2 separate regions of the Homo sapiens genome follow, and region 2 is linked to region 1. Evidence: chromatin contacts called from ENCODE Hi-C data. All regions are on one chromosome and are shown on one strand. The core of a region is the stretch at or near the end of the contact, and the rest is flanking DNA. Distances in the headings are between cores, read along the strand shown.

Region 1 (4,616 bases), core at 970-3,469:
AAACAAGGTCATGTGATGTGTACTGCTTGTACATGTGCTGAGGCATAAATAAGGAAAGAGTCACCACATTTTATCCAGACATATCTCACAGATTGGATGTAATCATGATGGCATTGATTAGATTTTAAATCAAAGAAGAATCAAGCTAGTTAAAAAGGTTTTTCCCTACATTTTCATTTTCATATCATATCTTAGTATGGGAAAGCACCTTAGAAGTCATCTAGTGACCTTATCTAGTTTAATCTTGTTACAGATGGGGAAACTGAGACCCAGAAAGGTAAAGTGCACACACCTTCCTCATAGCTAGTAGTTGAAAAACTGGGCTTCTGAAGTTCTATTTCCACCATACTGAATGCCTTTACTATACCACATCAAATAATTGCTTCTAAGGTAGTGCCTTAGATTCCCAATTTTCTGGGGTCAGAGACTGCAGGCTTGAGTTTGTAGAGGCTGACAGAGAAACCACCTCCCATAAACAAACATAGGTGACCAGGCAGTAGGATGGCAGAAGCTCTGCAAAGATGCCAGTTCTGTCCTTATTTAAGCATCCAGTTCTGGCTCCATCTGGGCCCTCTCTGACTATCCCAATCTGTCCTTCACAGGCCAGTGCAGTAGTGACCTGTTCCAGTCCACACACAATGTCATTGTCAAGACTGAACAAACTGGTGAGTAGTAGTGGACAAAGGGAGCCAACCTAGCCTGGCAAAGCTCCGGGGAGGACAGTTGGGAGAGGGCAAGAGAGAATGTGGGGGCAAGTTTTTGCAGGAAACACAGGGAGGCCTTTTCCCTGGCTGTCTCTGATGGGCCACCCCCACCATGAATCTCATTCTTGCCCTTGCGACCAGTGACTGCCACCTATTTCCAATTTATAGACTTATGGGGAGCCACACTTCTCTGCCTCCTACTCCTGGTTGTGGCATCATCCAGACCTCAGGCCAGCAGCCAAGGAAAAGCAGAATATATGGTGGGCCTCCCCACCTTAAAAAGTGTCAGGGGAGTGGCCAAGTTTGGAAAGAGAAGAGGAAGGGGCAATGTCTCCTCTTCTCTCCCTCCTCCCTTGATGGGTGTGTGTTTCACAAAAAGGGTGAATATACTAACTTGGTATTGTAGTTAACAAATTTTTAGGGGCCCTGGGGAGCTTCTGCAGAGATGTACAAAGGTACCTGCAACCCAGCTCCTGCCTTAGGTGTGTTTTTATATGAAGGACAAAATGCTGGGCTCTGAGCAGAGTCTACAGTCCCATAGCATCTACATTCATTTTCGTTTCCTTTCCCCTGTCCTAAATCTCTCTCCTGGAGACTGTCCTCCAAAGTCCATGAGCCATCATAAAACTGTGCAGCAACTATTGCTCCTAAGTCACTCCCCATGTTCATGCCTGGGAGCCTGGGAGCCACGTGGGCCAACCAAGCTTTCCATAGACCTCCCTGAGGATGTGTCCCAGTCACCAAGGACAGAATTTGACCTGCAGGTGATTTGTGAGTCACTTGGGGCCAAAATTGGCCCATGCAGTTATTTACCCTTTCATAAGTGGGCTGGCCTACCATTATTAAAGAAAAAAGCAATAGCTGCTAAGCATGCAAATTAGGCTTTGCTAGCCCTGCCTTTCTCTTCAGAGGCCAGGGGATGGGCCATCTGGATGTTCTGTGCTTTACAGGCCTGGCCTTGCCCTAGAGATGGATGCAGGACTTGGTCAGGAGGATGGCACCCCCTCCCCTGCTTGACCTGTCAGATAGCCCCACCGAAGGAGCCAGGGTAATACTGGAGAGGTCCCAAATAACTTGATAATTCCTTCTTGACCATCCAGACATTCTTGTGTTGCCAGTTCAGAAAAGCTGAGTGGAAGGGTGGAGAAGAAGGTCCACCCTAGGAGGAGGGGAGAAGAAGCTCATAGAGGGGCCAACACCCCCATACCTCTTTGGTTCAGTTTGTTTTCAGAGACAACAACAGGTGTACAAGGTGACCCAACAAGGAGAGAGGGTGTAACCCCAAGAGATTGGGCTTGGGGTGTCCAAACATGTAGCTATTAGCTAAAATACCGGCTAAATCCCTATGTCGTAAACACGAGGACTTAGCCAGTAAGTCAGGTTTTGTATCATTTGTGCTATAAAAACAAAATGAAACTCAGTCAGTGGCTTACACCCCGGCCCTAAAACTCAGAACCCAGCAAGGAGGGGAGCTGAGGGTAACCTAGGTCTGCGGTGAGGAGAAAGCAGGAAGTTTCTGGTGAGGACGAGGTGAGAGATCTTACAGCTTTTGGCTAGCCAAGAAACAAAATGCTTCTGTTGGAGACCAGCCCAGATCTGGGGGTTGCGTAGGAGTTGAGCTCCATTTGGGGTAGGTGGAGGGGAGTTCCCTTTGAATCTGAAATCTGAAGAGTCAGTCAAAGTGAGAGGTGTTTACCGCAGCACACAGAAGAAAGAGAAAGAGAGACAGAGTACAAGAGCACTTCTTTTCTGCGATGGGGCAGTGGGGCTTCACTCTTAAAAGGTGTTTGTTTGATTTAGTAACACAGTCCACCCCTTCTCCTTGGTTTTGTTTTGAGAATTTTATGTCATCCTTTAAGCTAATTGGAAAAATCCTAGAGGGAGGGGGCTGTCACCCAACTTGGATGACAAATCTCTGGATTTCAGCAAGGAAGAAACTGTGATAAGATTGACAAGACTCTTCCTGAAAGAAATATCATTAACCCCCCAAGGCCTCATTAATTATTTATTATACATTTAAATAAATTAATCCCTAACAAGGCCTTCCCCCCCACCACACTCTAGGGTAAAAATATTCTGGTGATTATGCAGTAGAATGCAGAACAAAGCCAAGCCAGGTTAGGAAAATTCCCAGGAACCACTTGGTCTAGGACAGGTTCCCATTCTTGCAACTTCTCTCACTTCCCTAAAAATGCAATAGGTACAGAACACATGGATGAGGCCATTTCCCCGAGGATGCTGAAAGGAAAATTAGACAACATTATTATAAAGTAACGCAGCTGAAGCAGAATCATATCCCTTGTCTCTGAGGACCACTCCTCACCCCCCATACTTTGTTGATGAACAATGAATTAGAAAACGCAGCCTCTTCTCCCTGGGGAAAAGAGATCGCTGACTATTCTCCTTCTCTATTTTTTGTAGAGCCTTCCATCATGAACACCTGGAAAGACGAGAACTATTTATATGACACCAACTATGGTAGCACAGTAGGTAACTAACTCCCTGACACTTAAGGCCCTTTACATTCTTATTCAGTTTGTCTAAGAGCCACAGTGTTCTATTGTGAGGTGGGGGGAGGGGGTGCTCTAAATGTCCTTTATCTTTTCATGGCCACAGATTTGTTGGACAGCAAAACTTTCTGCCGGGCTCAGATCTCCATGACAACCACCAGTCACCTTCCTGTTGGTAAGCTGTCATCACATCTGAGGCTGGGTATGCCTAATGCTTAGGGAGAATCAGTGGGAATTACCAACACTCTACATTTCTGCCTTTCTGGAGTCTTTCTAATTAAAGGGCTAGGAAAGGGATGGGGTTACCATTAGACGAGGTTTGCTTTTGAGGCAATATTTGTACATCGAAGATGACCCGTAGGGATCCTCTAGGCAAAATGTTGGTCTCCTACGAAACTAGTCACTCTGTTGTGACAATAAAAGTTGTTTAGGCTTTTCTTTATTTTCAATGAAAACTTACTCTTGCAATATAGCTGCTAAAATTATTCATATTTGGGTATACTTATGGGAAATAAGGCTATATTTAATTTTCAACAAACTACATTTGGCTTTAGAGAAAGAATACCTCATAGTAAAATTCAAAGGTCCGTGAACCTGTAGTGATAGTTTCTGGGTGAAGGGGTAGCCATTGGAAACTTCCAGAATCCCCACAGTTACACTATTTTGTCAGTTTTTAAGTCTAATTCCGATGACTCATCAGTGCTCTCTAATCAGTCAGAGCACCTGCATTTTATGAGTTACGTTCACTTTAGCTGCATTTGGTTAAGCTTGGATGCAACTGGGGCTATCCATGCTCCTTAACCAAGGTTACACTGGGTGAGAAGTTTGGGATGTTGGGAGTCTGGGAGAGGGGATTTCAGATTACCACCCCCACCTACAAATAGGTGCATTGGCGTGTACAGTGTGGGAAATGGTTGAAAGAGGATCTTATGGTTTCCCGTGATCTGAGTATGAACTTGTGGATCTCTTTGGGTCTATGAAATGGCACTTAGACATCAGTCACAAGTGATAGTGCCTCTCTCCTGGAATTAAATTTGGAGCAACTTCAGAAATGGGATTTAATTGGGTCTTTGTGAAAGAAATTAGTCTGCAACCCTTCCTTCCTCTTTTTTTCTGTTTTTGTTTTTGCTTTTGAGAACTGAAATAATGAAAGGTTTTGGTTTGAGGTTTTGTTTGGGTCAAGCCCCTTAAATGAGATGGGGCTGGGAGCCAATGTAAATGCTTCTGGAATTGAGATTAAGAGCTGAGGCCAGCATAGCTCTCGACTTCTCCTTCCCCCAGTGGTCCTTAGCATTATGTGTCACTTGAGGTATTTGTTAAAATTAGGGAATAGATCAAACACTGGCAAGGCTTGGCTGTGTATTTGCTATTCTGGGGGAACTGAGCCAACCGGGGTAAAATT
Region 2 (4,272 bases), core at 821-3,320, 1.0 Mb after region 1:
CAGGGTCTCGTTTGTTCATTTTTTTTTGGAGATTTCTGTTGGGTTTATTTGGCCTTTTCTTACTGATGTATAGAAATCCCTTATGTGTTTTTTCTGTATTCTTGATACCATGTATATGTTATAAATCTTTTTCATTTAGATCTTTCTGATCTTGGTTTTGTCACTGACCAGCTCTGTGATTTTGGGGACATTGTTTGACATCCACAATGCCATTTTTGTCCATTGTGAAGGAGAATACACTACCTTTTAGTTATTGTATTACTGTGAAATGCCAGTGAAAGAGTATAAGCGCTCTGAGCTTTGGGTTCATTTGATTTTCACCAGCCATTTTTTTCAGCTGTAAAGTGAGAATACACTGCTTTTCAGTGAGATGCCAATGAAAGAGCATATGAAAGTGCTTTGGAGACTAAAGAATACCTTCACATGTACAGCATTTTGTCCTTTGGTTTTATTATGACTCATCCCTAGGAGGTGGCTTCTGTGAAGCATCCTATGCTTCTACAGATTAATCAAATTCTGAGTGGTGGGTGTCACAATGTAGCACTTATCTCTTTTTATTCTACACCTTCTTAGGGGAGGAACAAGGTACATAAACAAGATATGCTCACATTGAACTCCTGTGTTCTTGGAATGCATTGGGTGGGATGGAGGTGGAGAAGTACAGATAGCAGGGGAATCCTACTACTTTGCTAGTCATGTTATGTGCCCCAAGGATTGACAATCATTTCTAAAAATGGAACCAAATGTCTACAAGGTTAGAATTAGGCTGTCTTTTCTTACTATCCTGGTTCACTTCTCAATTAGAACTCAGGTTTCAGAGGCAGCTGTTCTGTTCCACTATCTTTTCTGTTCACTGGTTCCCTAACTATGGAACAAATGAGGATATAATCTCCTGTCTGGCTATCTTTTGACTAATGGCTGTCCTCAGCAAACAAATAATTAACCAAAACATGGTACTATTCTATGGTTTGGGGATACTCAGACTCAGATACCACCACCCTTAGACCCAAACAACCCCATGCCCCTGACCTATGTCCCATACTTTTTTTTTTTTTTTTTTTTTTTTGAAATGCAGTCTCGCTCTGTCACCCAGGCTGGAGTGCAGTGGAGTGATCTTGGCTCACTGTAGCCTCTGCCTCCCAGGTTCAGGCGATTCTCCTGCCTCAGCCTCCCGAGTAGCTGGGCTATGTCCCATGCTTTTGAAGACCCCTCCTGTAGCCATGCCTGTCCCGTTCCGTACCACTCTTCAAGTACCTAGCTACCCAAGAATTACCTGGTAAAATGTCCTGAGCTTGCTTCCAGGGCCTGCAGAGCCTCTCCTTGAGTCCGTCTGCCTGAAGATGGACCAGTTTCTGATACATGTATCCCTAGGTCCCACATGTGTATCATGGGTGACCAAGAGGGGTATTCTCAGCTTGGACCTGCTAGCTTGAACACCTGTGCACAAGGCCCCTTGGGGTGCAGGAAGGGACTGGAATGTGGGGAAAGTGGTGGGAGTGGATTGGGGCCAGAGTCCTCCATTTGGACTCTTGCCCCAGCTCTGCAGCTGTCAGGGTCAGGTCTGCCCCGAGGAGCCTCTGCCTTCTGACCAACTGCTTATTTTATAGATTTTTAAAAAAGCCTTTGGGAAAGGTTTTCTTCACCACTGATTTAGAGACTGAGTATAGCAGGCTCATCATAGAGCCCAGTTAATCTTGGTGAATAATTCACAGAGAGTGGGGTGGGGAGGTGGAACAGGTGAGTTTCCTGAAGGGAGGCTCTCTTAAGTTGCCTCTCCTCTGTCTCTTCCCTGGTTAGGCGATGCTGCTGATGCTTTGTGAAAAGGAGGAAGGATTCTGCTGACACACTGAATTTTTATGAAAGAAGGCTAAGGGTTCCCTTATTCATCCACACGAGGCACATCTGCTTGCAGACAGGCTGTCTGCTTCTTAGGGATTCCTTCGTTGTCGTTTTATTCTTTTCTGAAGGTTTTAAGACACAGTTTGGTGCATTCCTTTCTGTTCTCTAGAGCCAGGGGGAAAGTCATAATATATCAGAGCTCTTGCCGAAGAGCTTAAAATGGGCGCTGGCAGCTGGGATGTGGGGGAAGAGAGCTTTCCAGGGACAAGTGACCTGCTTGTTCAGCCAATGAGAAGCAGGTTAGAGGAATGATATCACCAGACAGGCTTTATTGTCTGATCATCTCGTAAAAGCATGATTGTTTCTGGCAACTTAACCCTTTTTTAGGCACTTCAGGTCTCACCTGCTTCCTGGTATATGACCTCTAAGTTCCTTTTGTCAACTGTCTGCTATGAGACCACAGAGATTAAAGACTAAAATTAGTGGAGGATATAGGGGAGTTGTAAACCATCATTTTAAAAAATAGAACTTATTAAAATTTAGAACCTTTGCTAACATGGAAATGTGATTTAAGCTGTGTTTGGAGAACACATCTAAAGTAGATATTGGTTGTAGTCATGTTGTGTCTGATTTTTACTGTGTAGACTTGAGAGGCAAGAGAGGTCAGAGGGGGGAAAATTGACCCTTTAGTATATTTTAATTTATATAGTGGAATCTTATTAGGTATTTCCTATTTTGGAGGAATTGAAATTAGTTCTGTAAATTTGGAAGATATGTTATCACAGATCCAGAGGCCAATTTTGAGTAAGAGATATTTGCAGTATCTGTTTATTCTTGTACTTCTTTGTTGTCCCTACCCCATAGAAATGACAGTGAGTTTACCTCTTTTTGCTTCCTTTCCCTCATTGGTGAAATGAATGTTCCTACCTATCTGATAGAGTTGTTGAGATAAGAAAATAAATGAATTCCTGTGATTTTAGATTGTCCTATATATAATATAATGTATTATTATTATGGCATTCATGTCTTAAGGTTATATGTTCATTCATTGATTTGTTCAGACTTTTTACAACATCTAGATGCTGGGCATAAGAGATACAGGGATACAAAAAAATACAGTTCTTACCCTTAAGGAACTGAAAATATCACGAGGGAGACAGATAGTAATAAAACTGTTTCATACTTCCTTTTTTATTTACCATGTGCCAGGCTCTGTTCTGAGTACCTTGACATACATTAACTAATTTAATCTTACTGCAGTCCTATGAAATAGATAGTTATTGGCTCTATTTTACAGATAAAGAAATTGAGACAGAGAGAGGGTAAGTAACTTGCCTAAGGTCACACAGCTAGTGTGTGACTAATGGCACTAGGGCTCTAGTCTGTGCTCTAAATCTGTACTGACCAATATAGTAGTCACTAGTCACATGTGGCTTTGGAGCACTTGTAATGTGGCTGGTTTAAATTGATTGGGCTGTAATTGTGAAATACTAGATTTCAAAGACCTAGCATAAAAAAAAATCTCATGTTGAAATTGCATGTTGTAATGATATTTTGAATATACTGAGTTAAGTAAAATACATCAAAATCAATTTTACTTTTTAATTGTGGCAGTTATAAAATTATATACATACGCTTGCATTTGGGACTCACATTAGTCTTTTATTGTACTGTGCTATTCTAAATCATTATACTGTAATAATAGTAATAGCATATGAAATTTTTGAGCACTCACTGTGTGCCACATACTGTGCTAATATCTTTTAAAACACTTTCAGTTAGGCCCCAAAATAGCCCAGTTTATTATCACTATTTTATAGAAGGGGGAGAAGGTTTTGAGACATTTAGTAATTTGCCTGAAATTAATCAACTAGTTAATGGCAAATCCAAAATTGGAACTGTATATGTCTGACTCAAAAACCTGTGAGTTTTATGGGTTTTTTTGGTGTTGAACTCCTGGCCTCAAGCAATGCTCCTGCCTCAGCCTCCTGAGTAGCTGAAATTACAGGTGCAAGCTACCACACCCAGTTAAAAAACCTGTGTTCTTAATCAGCACACTACAGTTCCATTCATAATTAAATTTCAGACTATTTTCTTTGTTTTAATTTTTATAAGTATATTTAATATTGCATACTTCTATATCTGATGCATAAAGGTTCAAAATAAAAATTACCAGTCTGTAAAATAGACATCTTGTATGGAACTGTCTTTTGTAGAGCTTCAGTGAACACCAGCACAGTTGAGCCTGAGATGAAGCAGTGAGTCAGCCTATACAAATTGTATTTAATTTTCATTCCATATAGTTGTGCCAGTCACTGGGCAATTTATGTCCTGACACTCTTTGTCCATAGAGAAGGGAAAGAGGGGCAATGCACCTCTCCTTTGTTGTTTAGCTCTCTTGGCTGTTAAGAAAAAATTGCTTTCTATTTCATT

The links. A loop is a pair of places that touch in the nucleus more often than their neighbours do. Pooled maps may share reads with other maps.
Region 2: a map with no recorded cell type shows a loop between it and region 1 (3-fold over the local background). The contact joins two enhancer-like sites. A Hi-C loop is called at or near these places in 2 of 37 single-sample maps with no recorded cell type and 3 of 50 pooled maps.

What each region holds. Positions count from the first base shown.
Region 1 is chr11:34,648,417-34,653,032 of GRCh38, forward strand. It overlaps EHF (ETS homologous factor), which reads left to right. Exons shown (of 9, transcript NM_012153.6): 4 at 603-665; 5 at 3,126-3,194; 6 at 3,321-3,389. Among named protein-coding and RNA genes, the nearest start is that of EHF, 30 kb to the left of the region's middle. RefSeq lists an enhancer at 2,228-2,477. Within about 2 kb of position 2,220, at least 10 of the 41 ENCODE cell types and tissues checked have a DNase peak (open chromatin) inside an H3K27ac peak, as active enhancers do.
Region 2 is chr11:35,680,911-35,685,182 of GRCh38, forward strand. All of the region lies in intron 1 of TRIM44 (tripartite motif containing 44), which reads left to right. Among named protein-coding and RNA genes, the nearest start is that of TRIM44, 20 kb to the left of the region's middle. Within about 2 kb of position 2,071, at least 4 of the 41 ENCODE cell types and tissues checked have a DNase peak (open chromatin) inside an H3K27ac peak, as active enhancers do.